Linked DNA regions of Homo sapiens: all the other regions are linked to region 1. A link is an interaction called in ENCODE POLR2A ChIA-PET data of the cell type or tissue named here. Cell type or tissue: PC-9. All regions are shown on one strand. Each heading gives the region's core, and the rest is flanking DNA. Links, peaks and the distances in the headings are about the cores only.

Region 1 (4,609 bases), core at 183-4,182:
AGCTGTGGTGTCACCTGTCACTGCATCCCCCCCCCACTGCCTGTCTCAGCTGATACCATATCCCACAGGGCTGGGGGCCCTGGGGAACTGGAGGGGATGTGCTCAGCATGGACAGAACACCCTGCTTTTCAAGAGAAACTGGAAATCTGGATTTTTTACATGAAAATTCCTGATTTTTGAGAACGTTTTCAGGGCATAGGTAGCCTGCAGCCTGCTAGGGTATGGCCCCAACTTGTAGGTCATTCTTTCTCTCCCTGGGGTAGATTTCATGCACCCTTGGAAGGCCCACCTGAACCCTACTTCACCCATCAAAACTCTCAAATCTCCCCCAGGACTTCCCAAATCTTTCTCAGCATCACTAGTTCTGCCATACCCATTGCCACCACTTCGACTATTTACTAAAGATTTCTTTAGTCAACTCATCTAACTCAATTAGAGAACATTCTATGCTGCCATAAGTGGAAATCCAGTCTCCCTTGACATAAATAGAGTACCTGTTAAAATCAACATGTAACTGTGAACATTCTTTGGGGGCTTATTTGTGGACTACCTAGAGTCATCCTGCACACGCCCAGGGTGGATGTGAGCAGCCCACTTGGGGAACTGCTGCTCATGTTCCACCGTGGGATGTTCCCTCCCTTAGAACCAGGCCTCCTTGGACTGTTCTGGGCTGACCTGCCTATCAGTGTCGTGCCCCAGGCCTCAGCCTCCTGCCTCTTGTTCCTCTGCCCAGATTCAGGCTAGGGAGCTGAGGGCTGCGGGCAGAGGGCCAGCCTCATGAGCCAGATCGTGAGTCCGGGTGAGGCCCTTGCACTCTCCAAGCTTAGCCAGTGAGTGGTGGAATGGAACTCATAAGTCAATGAGGTAACTCATATAAAACAGTCAGCACGTGCTGGGCATGTAGTAAATGTTAGTGTCCACTGTTGTTCTCATCGGGACTGGTGCATGGCAAGCTCACTGAGCTGTGTGTGGGAGGACACCCTGCAAGCCACAGCCGCACTCACAATCTGCTGCCTGTGGGTCAAAGTTGACCCTTAGGTATGTTTGCTTTGGCCTCTTCATGTGCTTTAAAAATTGTGGACTAGTTGTCAACATTTTAAAATGTGGGCCTGCATTCCCAGGGCAGCAGGTGGCTTGAGGTGAGCACAGGCTGCCCCTTCAGACAGGATGTATGGTCCCTGTACACCACACTCCCCGCTCCCCACTGCAGTCCCCCAGTCGGGCTACTCTCCTGCGCTGCCTGCCTGGCCCCTGTGGCCAGCTCTGAAACCTACAGGGTTGGGTCTTATCGTGGGTCTGAGCTATAGCAGCTGCTGGGACTGCTCTGGAGAGCCTGGAGGTGTCCAGACTGCATGCTACACCTTGGGGTGGCCTGGGGACTTTCTCTGGAGGAGGAGGGAGCTGGGCTAGGACAAGGTGCCTGGCAGCTATGCCTCTGCCACTCCTTGTCCTGGGCCAGGAAGCCTGACATCTATGGGGTTTGGTAAAATCATAATGGTAGGATGGTCTGCCTGTATTGGTCTTCCCCACATTCAAACAAAACCCAGTATGGACTTCCAGGGAGATAGCAGGGGGCAACTGGGGGGTCTGGGACCTGTCCCACCACTGCTGCTTTTGTGCGGGCAACCTGGGGACAGCCCTGCACCACTTTGGCCCTCAGTAATTTCCTCTGTGGAAGGGGGATAGATAATACCACCTCTCTTGGCAGACAGTGAGGAGGAGTCAGTGAGGAAACCCCTGTGCACTAGCCCAGCAAATGCTTGGGAAACAGCGGCTGAATGAAGTTAAAGCTCTGTTCCTCTGATGTGGTCCCTCAACGAGTTCTTGACCTTGGACGTGTTCCCTCTCCAGCCTCAGTTGCATTCCCTAGGGGCTCAGGGGTACAGCCACCTCAGGCCTTGTACCCTCCACTCCATCCCCAGCAACTGGCGTGCTTGTGCATGCGTGCATGTGGGAATGCTGGGAGAGACGGGTGCCCGCCTACAGGGCTTTGGTAAGGCCCCCACAAGCTGGCAATGCCACCTGTGTATGCTGGGTCCTGAGCACTTCACCCCCACACTCACTCTGCTCTGGTCTGCTCATCTCCATCCTGGGACACCCCATTCTGGCAGCTGGACCCCACAAATCACCTCTGAACCAGTCCACTCACAACATGGCCCATGAGGTCTTCTGGAGGCTCCATCAGGCTGCTGCAGGGGAAACCCCGACCTCTTCCAGCATTTAGGTATCTGGTTCCCTTGTGTAGTCCTCCACAGCCCAGCCACTCTGGGCAGCAGTGGTACCTTCTCTCCTGGGCAGAGCCACGGACGCTTCTGCCTGGAACACCTCTCCCCAGGCTGTCTCTCCACCCTCCTCCAAGATGGAACTCAGTACTGCCTCCTCTAAGAAGGCCTCCTTAGCTAGGCTCTGTGCCTGGGCTTCCTGGGGCTCACCACTTTCACAAAGATCAAAAAGAACTATATTAGCTTGGGAGTAGAATCTAGCCTCCATGGCATTTTTGAAATATTTGAACTACTAACTCACCTTTTAAATCAGGACATTTGACATACAGTTCTGAACTTCTAGTTTGTCTTGAAAAGCTAGAAGACTTCTCTTTGGATTCCTACCCTGCCACAGTGGGCTGGCGTGGGCCTGTGCTGGGCCCTGGGCACACCAGCTACTCTCTGTCACCGCTCATGTGCTGCTGCTTTTACCTGAGACTGGCTCCCCTCATTTCTGTCACCTGCCTGCCCCTTGAAGGCATCTGTATCTGAGTCTGAGCCCCTCCTGTCCCAGCCCTATGGCCCCAGCACCTCTGACTCAGGGCCTGGCACGAGGCCAGGAAGGGGGTGGTGCCTGCCAAGTGCTGGCTGATGCCTTCCAGGCCAGGGCACAGCCACCTTGCTCTCCTCCTCCAGGAAACCCAGTGTAACACACAGCCAGGAGCTCAGGCTCTATACCCAGACCACCAAGATCCCGACCCTAGTCCAGGCGCAGATCAGCTGCGTGCCTTCACAAAAGACATGTGACCTCTCTGCGCCTTAGTCTCCTCATCTGAAACATGGGAACAGGTTTGGTGTAAGGCCCAAGTGAGTTCATATAACAGAAAGTGCTTAGAACAGCGGCTGGCACAAAGCAAGGTCTAAAGAATGTTTACTATTTTTATTCCTTACCCAAATCACCCCACCCCATTCACTGAGCATACCTTCCCCATATTCACGGAGCACTTATTGTGCCCTGGGCCCTGTTCCAGGGGTGGGGGTCCAGCATGGTGTGAGTTATTTCTGTAACGGGGACAGGCTTGTAACCAATAGATGAATACAGGAGAAAGTTTCCGATAGTGCTAGATGCTAGGAAGGCAGTACAGCAAAGAGACAGCGGGATGGTGCTGGGTTTGGGGGTGTTCTTTTGGAAAGGGTATTCAGAGGGGCCCGAGGAGGCAGTGTGGGAAGTGGGGCCTCAGAGGCAATGAGATCTGAGGAACTGGGGGCAGGGATCCACTCAGGTCTTCCAGGAGGCAGGGAGGGGCTGGGGGAATGGGGGCGCCTCCAGCCAAGGCAGCCTGCCATCTCAGGGAGGCAGCAGGTGACTGCCCAGCACAGACTCCTCTGCCCGCTCCCTTGTGTGGACAAATGAGCTGGGTTGAATTTCCCGCCAGGGTCAGGGGAGTTGGGGAACCTGGAGGGAGAAGAGTAGGGGTTGCTTTTTCTTCTCTCTCTCCCTCTTTTTTTTTCGGGCTCATCCTAGTATGGCTCTGAGACTACGGAGGGAAAAAGGGCAAGAGTTGAGAGTGGCAGGAATTTATGAGCTCAGAGTTCAGGCTGCCTTTGGCAGGGGTAGGGGAAGAGGGCTCCTTTTGCCAAAACAATATTTAATTTCTTTAAGGCAGCCACAAAGCCATGATTAAGCTTGGGGTCCTAAAACAAGCCCATAAAATCGAAAAATATTTATCTGGAAGGGTGGCAAGTCCAATAAAAGTTTTATGAATGTTTTACAACTGCCCTGTCAGGAAGCTGGCCTCTCACTCACCTCCCCCCTGTCAAAAACACACCACACACACAAAAGCGTGAGCACGCACACACATACATGGACACACATAGACGTAGGCGCACCTGCATGGAGCCGAGCCCACACAGCTCCTGCTGGTGCCGTGTCCGCTGGGCGCACACAGCCTGCTCTGAGACGAGGGCATAGGGTTGCCTCTCCCTGCACGCTCCCTGCTCTGCTGAATCCTGGCACAGCGTGTCTGCCCTGGGCTTGGTTGGCATCCAATTTCCCATGACACTTGCCTCAAGGCCCAGGAGTCTGAAGGAAGCATTTCTGATTTGAGGCCTTGGGTTTCTCTCCACAAGCAGCCCAGAGGGGCTTACAGAGAGGTCATGATGGGCAGTGCTTTCTTCTTCCTGACAACCCCAGGAGCTGGGCGTCATAGCCCCCATTCTAGAGAGCAGGAGACTCAGAGAGGAGAGGGCCTTGCCTGGGGCCACCTGGGAAGTGGCTTCACAGAACCACATTCGGGCCTATCTCTAGTGTCTCCTCCCGTCCCGAGGTAGTGGATGGCGTCCTCACGTGGCCCAGCGTACTTGTGCTCCACTGTTCTTCCCCCTGCTCCCTGCTGCCCCAGCCACAG
Region 2 (4,609 bases), core at 453-4,452, 69 kb after region 1:
GGAGCAAACTGTAATGACAGGAAGAGGACGCCAGCCCCAGAGGGGCCCTTGTGCTGATCCCTGAGCATGTCCACAGTTCTCACAGTGTGCCTGGCATGCAGCAGCACCAAGCACACGCTGAGGGTAGGAAAGGCCAGAGTGAGCGTCTGAGCTCCAGCAGCGGGGCGGAGAACAGGCCAGGCTTACAAGTCTGGGGACGCACTGCATGTGAGCACACCGTGTGTATGAAGGAAGAAAACCCACGGGTTCTCCTGGCCTGGCAGCAGACAGCCACAGACCTCCTGGGAATGCTGGCTGTCGTCCCCCAGCCAGCAGCACGCACTGCTTCTGCGGGGCCCTTGCTGCCCTATTGAGGCCTGGTACCAAAGGGTTACTGGCTCTGCTTGGAAAACTCTAACCCCCAGCCTGCCAGAACGTCTTCTATTTTTCTTTCTGCTTTCTTTAAGACCCCAGATGTGCTCTTGCACATCAAAAGAGAGCAACTTATAAAGTTAAACTAAATCAAGGGCTTTTGTTCTGAGGCATCGTGGCTGAACTAATTATTCCTGTATGTTGTTTAATGAAATAGTGGTGCCATATATTAAACCAGTTAACAGGATGAGCACATGAGTTACAAGGAAGGTCGGGGCTGGGATTATAAATTTAACTTTTTCTTAAGAAGAGATGAAACAAACCACTCAACTCCCTGCTGTCGTATGTCATGGGAGGGGAAAATGATGGCACTGAGCAGCATAGAGGGAGGGCTGTGCCCCGGTTCACGGTGCTGGCGGCACCGAGCTGGGCGGTAACCCCACGCTGCTGGCTCACCGCCCCAGGTCCTCTGTGCTGAGCTCCAGGCAGGCTCAGGGCTCACTCCTCATCCCCCACGTGCCCTTGGTCGCCAGATCTTCAGCCCACGTGACAGTCCTCCGGAAATTCAGAAACAGCCCTAAACCACTTCACACATGCTGAGATGCTGTGCAGCACACTTTCCCATAGCCAAAAACACTGGAAACCACGTGCCTGTCGATCATAAGGGGATGGGGCAAGAGTGCAGGAGCGCTCTTCTGTGGACCAGGATGCAGTGAGTGAAGAGAGGGGGAGAGCGGTAGGCATCGGTATGAGATGGTTCTGCTACATGCTAAGTGAAAACACTGACATAACAAACAATGCCTATGACAGAAGCCTGTTGTGCTTTTTATTCCTAAGTGTGTATATTAGGGTGTGGTGCATTTGTGTGCATTAAAAAAGGGTGAAAGAACACAGAGCATGCTCTTAACACTGGCTTTCTCTGGGAAGTAGAATTTTAGGAAACTTTAACTTTACCTGATAGTGAATTAATTATTCACAACAAGCATGTATTTCTATTATAACTGAATAAATACCACGCTCTTTGAAAAATAAATCCACAAACAAGCAGCAATACCTCTGCGCCACAGACTAGAATTAGAAGGGTGATCAAAAGGACTTGGTCTTTTCTGGCAATGCATAAAATATCACAATAAAAATATATTTCACGTACTACTTGCATAATAATTAAGAAAACATTTAATATTATGCAACCAATAAAATGGCAACAAGCTAAGAACTTTCAAAGATATGAGGACATATGAAACAGTGGTACCAGAATGCATCAGAAATAGTGACATTATATTTAGTAACAATTAAACATAGTGATCTCCACTATACAAATGTATAACATATAGCATAGGAAGGTGAAATAAAGGAAATTCATATAAAAGTTATCACTAGAATTATGGCCAATTTCTTTCCTTATAAACCCTGCCAAGGTGACACCACTGGCCCTGACGAGTATGCAGTTTTCAAGAAATGGAGCTTTACACTCCATACCACTGACAGTGTGCAGGGACTTCAAGCCCAAGGATGGCTTCTGACAAATAACTAATTGGCTACAACACAAGGTACCAATGGTAGACTCCCTCCCTCCCTCCTGGGCCTCCCCAGGAGCTCAGGCCCTGGCTTCTGGCAGAGGCCATAGCAGCCTCAGCATGGCCCTCGGGCACAGGCTCTGCTCAATACATCTTATTGGCCGTGTGGCCTTGAGCAAGGGCCTTACTCTCTCTCAGCCTCCATTTCCTGAGTATAAAGGCATGGAGGGTCCTACTGCCCATGATTACAAGCAAACTCAACTGTGGTCATCAATTCAAAGATCCTGGCTCACAGAGAGGGCTCAGCAGTCATTTTATTTTTCTGCTGATAATAATAGTGATATCTGACATGCATGGAGCACATATCACATACCTCACCCTGGGCCTAAGTGCTTTACATGCATTAACCCATTAATCTCCACTACCAATGAGGCAGGTACTCTTATTATCCCCCACTTTACTGCTGAGAAAATTAAGTTCCAGCAGACATAAATATCTTATCCCAAGTCACATAGCAAGGAAGTGGTAGCATTGATAAGTCTGGCTTCACAACCCAGCCATAATACACCACACTCTATTGCCTCTTTGATGTAAGTGTGGGCTCCTGTGTGTGTGTTAGGGAGAGACATTGGCTTCCCAAAGGCACATTAGGAAGCAGCCCTGAAGAGCAGGTGGTGTGGATGTTGATGGCTCCAGGCGACCCCCATCCCTGCCTTCTCAGCTACAGGTCTGCCCCAGGACTAAACTCCAGAGCTACACATTTGTGCACAGCACTGCTCAGCTCTTCCAAATCCCACTGGAGCAGTGGTTCTCAACCTGGGGTGACTCCCCCACCTCTGGGAAAGTTGGCAATGTCTGGACCTGGATACATTTTTGGTCGTCACATGGTGGGTGGGGGTGTTATAGATATCTACTGGGTACAGACAGGGATGTTTCTAAACATCCTACAATGCCCAGGACAGCCTTCATAGCAAAAAATTATCAGGTAGAAAAATGTCAACAGGCTGGGAGCAATGGCTGATGCCTGTAATACCAACACTTTGGGAGGCACAGGTGGAAGGATCACTTGAGGCCAGGAGTTCAAGACCAGCCTGGCCAACATGGCAAAACCCTATCTCTACAAAAACGACAAAAATGAGCCAGGTGTGGTGGTGCACACCTGTAATCCCAACTAATCAGGAGGCTTAGGCACAAGAATAGCTTGAACCTGGGAGGCGGAGGTTGCAGTGAGCAGAGATTCCACCATGGCACTCCAGCCTGGGTGATGGAGTAAGACTCTGTCTCAAAAAATAAAATAAATATAAATAAAATAATAAAATAAAATGTCAACAATGTTGAGCTTCAGAAATCCTGCACCAGAGAGAAAAAAGAAAGAGTTCCTTATTTGCTAAACATTTTCTGGATAACTCCCTAAAAACTGCTCTCAAGGACATTGAGCCACTGAAACCTCAAAGCAGACAGGATACACACAGCTGTTCTTACCAACAGTTGGTTAACGTGCTCTCCAAACAACTACTCTATGCCTCAATGAGAGGGAGAGAGAGAGCAGCATGTCCTTACGGTAGATTCCTAGGCAGAGGCTAAACAGACATCCACATGTACAGATGTAGAACCATCTTGCATCTAGAGTGGAGGAGATAAAAGCAAGGGGTAGCACACTGGGTAGGGCCTGGTGTAAGAAACAGGGGGAGATACATAAGCTTCCACATGCAGAGGTTATCACCAGAATGGCAGCAGCAGTGGCTGCCTAGGAGGGAGAGACCAGGGACCCAAGACAGGGGGTTGTCAGGGAGACTTAACTCTAATCACTGCATAACCTTGGCATCTTTTGCCTTTTTAACCATCTGCCAGTATTACCTTTTCAAAGTAAACTAACAAAAATGTGCTACATTCATATATGTCCACATGAGGGGCCTTCTCACACATCTCATGAGAGCCCGGGAACAGTTCTCTGCTGTGCTCATGAGGATGTCCTGGTTACAAGTGCCCTGTTAAAAATGGAGATGCCAAGAGCCTGACTTGCCAAAGCCCCGTTACCAGGCAGCGGTGAAGTCAGGTTCCCAAAGTGGACCTCCTCATGCCTGAGTCCTGGGTGTGGCATCCATAGACTCTGGGAGTGGGAGGCCTACCTGCCAGACCTGGCTGGCTGACCAACTAGCTTAGATGGTGACAGGGATGCCTGGGCTCTGAAGATGCAGCCTGGTCACTAACTGAATGCAACATGCCACCCGTGGCTCCCACATGGCATGGAAAGGCAAGAAGCACAAAGCTGCATCGACCAGAAACATGAGTGCAACCCTGTTGCCAGGAGGATAAACCCTTCCTTGCATCTCCATTTTGCCCTGTCCTTGGCTTTCACAAATGGTTACCCAGACAACTGCCCTTTTCCTGGACTCCCCCAATTGGATGTTGGCAGGAGACATCAATTTCTCTTTCAGGGAGAGGCACACTATCAACTGGCTGGGAGAGCCAGGATGTAGCCTTTTCCAAGAGCTGGCAGGAATAGGAAAAACCAGTTTCTACCCAGATTCTACAACATCCCAGGTGCTTCCCATGGTCATCCTCATCACAATGCTATGGCATGGAAATAACTTACAGACAAGGGGGCTGAGACCTACGGAGGCTACTTGACTTGACCAAGTTCACACCGCCAAGAAATGGTAACCCTAGACTTTAACCAAGGGCTGTATGAGTCCAAAGTTAATGCTCACCCTCAAACCAGACCATCTTCCCAGGGAACT
Region 3 (4,609 bases), core at 453-4,452, 310 kb before region 1:
GGGTAAGGTCCAAGCCAGCCTTCCTGAGGAGCTAGATGCCACTGGTGTGCCTGATAAGCCAGAGATTTCCATACTTTCCCAGGGTGTGGAATGGGGTACTTCAGAGGCCAGCTAGTTGGGGAGAAGGTCTTCTGGGGGTGGCTGCAGCCCCCTGCTCTTGCTCCCGCCAAAACAACTTCCCTTTTATCTGTTTTAGATACTAAAACCTTTTTGAGAACCATTGCCCTAGCATCTTTTAGGCCCTAAGTTTGAAGAAATGCTCCCCAAGGCCTCATTCAGCCACTGGCTCTGAAGATATCCAGGGCAGAAATGGATGGGCTGGAAGAGAGCAATGGTAAGTATGACAGAGGGATCTGGGAACTAGGTGAGTGAGAGGAGAGTGGATCCCAGAAGCAAACTTTTTACCAAACCCTCTTCCGAGGTGCATCCTTTTCATTCCCCTACTTAGTTAAAAAGCAACAACAGGCCAGGCATGGTGGCTCACACCTGTAATCCCAGCACTTTGGGAGGCTGAGGCGGGCGGATCACGAGGTCAGGAGATCGAGACCATCCTGGGTAACACGGTGAAACCCCGTCTCTACTAAAAATACAAAAAAATTAGCCGGCCGTGTTGGCGGGCGCCTGTAGTCCCAGCTATTCAGGAGGCTGAGGCCGAAGAATGGTGTGAACCCGGGAGGCAGAGCTTGCAGTGAGCTGAGGTTGCACCACTGCACTCCAGCCTGGGCAACAGAGTGAGACTCCGTCTCAAAACAACAACAACAACAACGACAAAACCACCACCACCACCACCAACAAAAAACACAACAACAAAGCATGTTGGAGGCCAGGCTTGGTGGCTCACGCCTGTAATTCTAGCACTTTGGGAAGCTGAGGTAGGTGGATCAGCTGAGGTCAGGAGTTCAAGATCACTCTGGCCAACACGGTGAAACCCCATCTCTACTATAAATACAAAAATCAGCAGGGCCTGGTGGCATGTGCCTGTAGTCCCAGCTACTTGAGAGGTTGAGGCAGGAGAATTGCTTGAACCTGGGAGGCAGAGGTTGCAGTGAGCCGAGATCACACCACTGCACTCCAGCCTGGGCGACAGAGTGAGACTCGGTCTCAAAAAAACAAACAAACAAAAAACACGTTGGTCTCAAAATATGTGTGTACAATTGTGAATTGTAAAATAATAATTTGGCTGGGCGTGGTGGCTCACGCTTGTAATCCCAGCACTTTGGGAGGCCAAGATGGGTGGATCACCTGAGGTCAGGAGTTCAAGACCAGCCTGACCAACATGGTAAAACCCTATCTCTACTACAAATACAAAAATTAGCTGGGCGTGGTGGCGAGCACCTGTAGTCCCAGCTACTTGGGAGGCTGAGACAGGAGAATCACTTGAATCCAGGAGTGGGAGGTTGCAATGAGCTGAGACCGTGTCACCGCACTCCAGCCTGTGTGACAGAGCGAGACTCTGTCTCAAAAAACCAGTAAAATAAAATAAAATAATAACTTTACAGTGGAAAAATCTGGTAGACCCCACCTTAACCAAATGATCACATTTAACATTCGTAATATTGTGCTAAACTACAATCATGAAGCCTGCACGAGTGTCACGTGTTTGTAGTCCCAGCTCCTTGGGAGGCGGAGCCAGGAAGTGTGCTTGAGCCCAGGGGTTCGAGGCAGTAGTGTACGATAGCCACTGCACCCCAGCCTGGGTAGTACAGTGAGACCCTGTCTGGGATACTGAATGTTCTCAACACCAAGCTGTAATCCCAGCTACTCGGAAGGCTGAGGCAGCAGAATCATTTGAACCCGGGAGGCAGAGGTTGCAGTGAGCCATTGCACTCCAGCCTGGGCAACAAGAGCGAAACTCTGTCTCAAAATAATTAATAATAATAATAATAATAAATAAAATATAAATTAAAAATCAAGATTAGAAAAGACAAAGGCTGATAAACTCTTCTGGATTAAGAGACTAAAGAGGTGTGACAACAAAATGCAATGCACCTTAATGGATCTTGGATGGACTAGGCAGGGAAAAGCCACAAAGGATATTGTTGGGACAATTGAACAAACTGAACATGGACTGTGAATTATGTAACGGTATTGTATCTTTTTATTTTATTTTATTTTATTTTTTTGAGACAGAGTCTCACTCTGTCGCCCAGGCTGGAGTGCAGTGGCGTGATCTCGGCTCACTGCAACCTCCGCCTCCCGGGTTCAAGCGATTCTCCTGCCTCAGCCTCCGGAGCAGCTGGGATTACAGACGCGCGCCACCACGCCCGGCTAATTTTTGTATTTTTAGTAGAGACGGGGTTTCTAACAGAATGGCTTTGTTCTTAGGAAATAAACCTTGAAGGTAGGGGTTAAGCAAAAAGATGTCTTTAACCTATCCTCAAGTGGTTCCGGGAGAAAGGGGAAGGTAAAGAAAAAACCTGAGGCGTGTGAGCTGCCCGGGGCTGGAGAGGGGAGGGCGCCGGGAGAAGCTTCTGCAGGCACCCTTAGGCGGCTGGAGCAGCCTCCACCCCGCAGCCTGCGGCCAGCCCTCCCCAAGCGACGCTGGGTCCCCAGCGGGACGGGAATGGCAGCTCAGGCTCCGGGCTGCTGTTGTCGGGGGAAAAACGGCTCGGCGCTGTGGCCGCTCCCAGGGGCCAGGCTGGGCCCTGGTGAGGCAGGCGGGTGGTTGTGGAGGGCAGAGGCTGGGAGCCCGACCCCTGAGGAAAAAGAGACAGCTGGCCTGGGTTGGGGGCGGGGGGTGGTGGGTGGGGTGCCGCGCTGAGGTCCTGGGGGAGGAGGGGGCCAGAACCCCGGGTCAGAAGGAGGCGGCCGGAGATCAGGACCGTGGGTTCTGCGGAAGGAGGAAAGCCGCCAGCCTAGGGTTCCCCTCCGCATTTCTCCCCGCCAAACATCCCGCTCCGCAGGGGGAGGGTCCCAGGCAGGTGGCAGTGGCTGAGCGGGTGAGGAGCCCAGCGGGGCCCGCGTGAGGCACGCAGTTCTAGGTGCCCCGGGAGGCCTGTGGGAGACCCAGGCGGGAAGGCTGCGGTAGCGGGCGGCTGAGCCGTCCCGAATGGAAGTCGCTCACGCAGGAGTGCAGGGGCCAGGGTGGTGGCGTCTGCGTACAGCCTTCTGGGCCCTGGGAAGCCTGTTTGTCACCGAGGCGGGAGCGGGGAAGGGCGTTCTTCCAGCAATTTTTAAAAATGTGATTCGCGGCCGGGCGTGGTGGCTCACGCCTGTAATCCCAGAACTTTGGGAGGCCGAGGCAGGCGGATCACGAGGTCGAGAGTTCGAGACCAACCTGGCCAATATGGCGAAACTCCGTCTCTACTAAAAATATAAAATTAGCTGGGCGTGGTGGCACGAGCCTGTAGTCCCAGCTACCCGGGAGGCTGAGGCAGAAGAATCGTTTGAACCCGGGAGGCGGAGGTTGCAGTGAGCCGAGATCGCGCACTCCAGCCTGGGCGACGAAGCAAGACTCTGTCTCAAAAAAAAAAAAAAAAAAAAAAAAAAAAAGGCCGGGCGCGGTGGTTTACGCCTGTAATCCCAGTACTTTGGAAGGCCGAGGCGGGCAGATCACGGGGTAAGGAGATCGAGACCATCCTGGCCAACATGGTGAAACCCCGTCTCTACTAAAAATACAAAAATTAGCCAGGCATGGTGGCGCGCCGCCTGTAGTCCCAGCTACTCCGGAGGCTGAGGCAGGAGAATTTCTTGAACCCGTGAGACGGAGGTTGCAGTGAGCCGAGATTGGGCCATTGGACTCCAGCCTGGCGACAGAGCGAGACTCTGTCTCAAAAAGAAGAAGAAGAAAAAAAGCGATTTGCTTCAGAATAAATGAGGACAATGAGGACACAGGAAGTCCTGTGTTCTCACAGGCAGTGAAGAAACAAGATTGGCCACTAGTTTATGTTATAGAAGCTGGTGATGTGTTCTTGGAGATTCAGTATTCTATTGTGGTTACTTTTCGTATTTTTTAAATTTTTTATTTTATTTTTTAATTTTATGTAGAGATGGAGTCTCACTTTGTTGCCCAGACTGGTATCTTTAAATTTTTTTTTTTTTTTTTAGACAGAGTCTCGCTCTGTTGCCCAGGCTGGAGTGCAATGGCACGATCTCCACTCACTGCAACCTCCGCCTCCTGGGTTCAAGCGATTCTCCTGCCTCAGACTCCCAAGCAGTTGGGACTCCAGGAGCGTGCCACCACGCCACGCCCGGCTAATTTTTTGTATTTTTAGCAGAGACGGGGTTCCACCACATTAGTCAGGATGGTCTCGATCCCCTGATCTTGTGATCCGCCCGCCTTGGCCTCCCAAAGTGCTGGGATTACAGGCGTGAGCCACCACACCTGGCTAAAATTTTAATTTTTAAAAACGTTTTTTAAAGTTTCTTTTTTATTTTTTGAGACAGGATATCGCTCTTTACCCCAGGCTGGAGTGCAGTGGCCTGATCAGGGTTCACTGCAGCTTCACCCTCCTGGGCTCAAGGGATCCCTCCACCTCAGACCCCATGTAGCTGGGACCACAGGCATGTTCGACCATGCCCAACTAATTTTTTTTTATTTTGTAGAGATGGGGACTCCCTGTGTTGCCTAAGCTAGTCTCGAACTGGGCTCAAGCAATCCTCCTGCCTC

The links. Peaks named below come from ENCODE experiments on the same cell type or tissue, not always from the same donor. Only the 100,000 strongest peaks of a DNase experiment are listed, where the experiment ranks them.
Region 2: POLR2A ChIA-PET joins it to region 1 with 6 read pairs; 4 of 35 experiments call an interaction of 5 or more read pairs at or near these places.
Region 3: POLR2A ChIA-PET joins it to region 1 with 11 read pairs; 1 of 35 experiments calls an interaction of 5 or more read pairs at or near these places.

Annotation. Positions count from the first base shown.
Region 1 is chr3:128,381,907-128,386,515 of GRCh38, reverse strand. All of the region lies in intron 6 of EEFSEC (eukaryotic elongation factor, selenocysteine-tRNA specific), which reads right to left. Among named protein-coding and RNA genes, the nearest start is that of DNAJB8-AS1, 79 kb to the left of the region's middle. RefSeq lists a silencer at 816-1,110. In PC-9, for the core only: no CTCF peak of the experiment used is centred there; DNase peaks (open chromatin) are centred at 2,525 and 2,805; H3K27ac peaks cover 1,925 bases.
Region 2 is chr3:128,312,905-128,317,513 of GRCh38, reverse strand. All of the region lies in intron 4 of EEFSEC (eukaryotic elongation factor, selenocysteine-tRNA specific), which reads right to left. Among named protein-coding and RNA genes, the nearest start is that of DNAJB8-AS1, 150 kb to the left of the region's middle. RefSeq lists an enhancer at 737-1,289. In PC-9, for the core only: no CTCF peak of the experiment used is centred there; no DNase peak of the experiment used is centred there.
Region 3 is chr3:128,696,778-128,701,386 of GRCh38, reverse strand. No RefSeq gene overlaps it. Among named protein-coding and RNA genes, the nearest start is that of RAB7A, 27 kb to the left of the region's middle. In PC-9, for the core only: no CTCF peak of the experiment used is centred there; no DNase peak of the experiment used is centred there; H3K4me3 peaks cover 1,119 bases.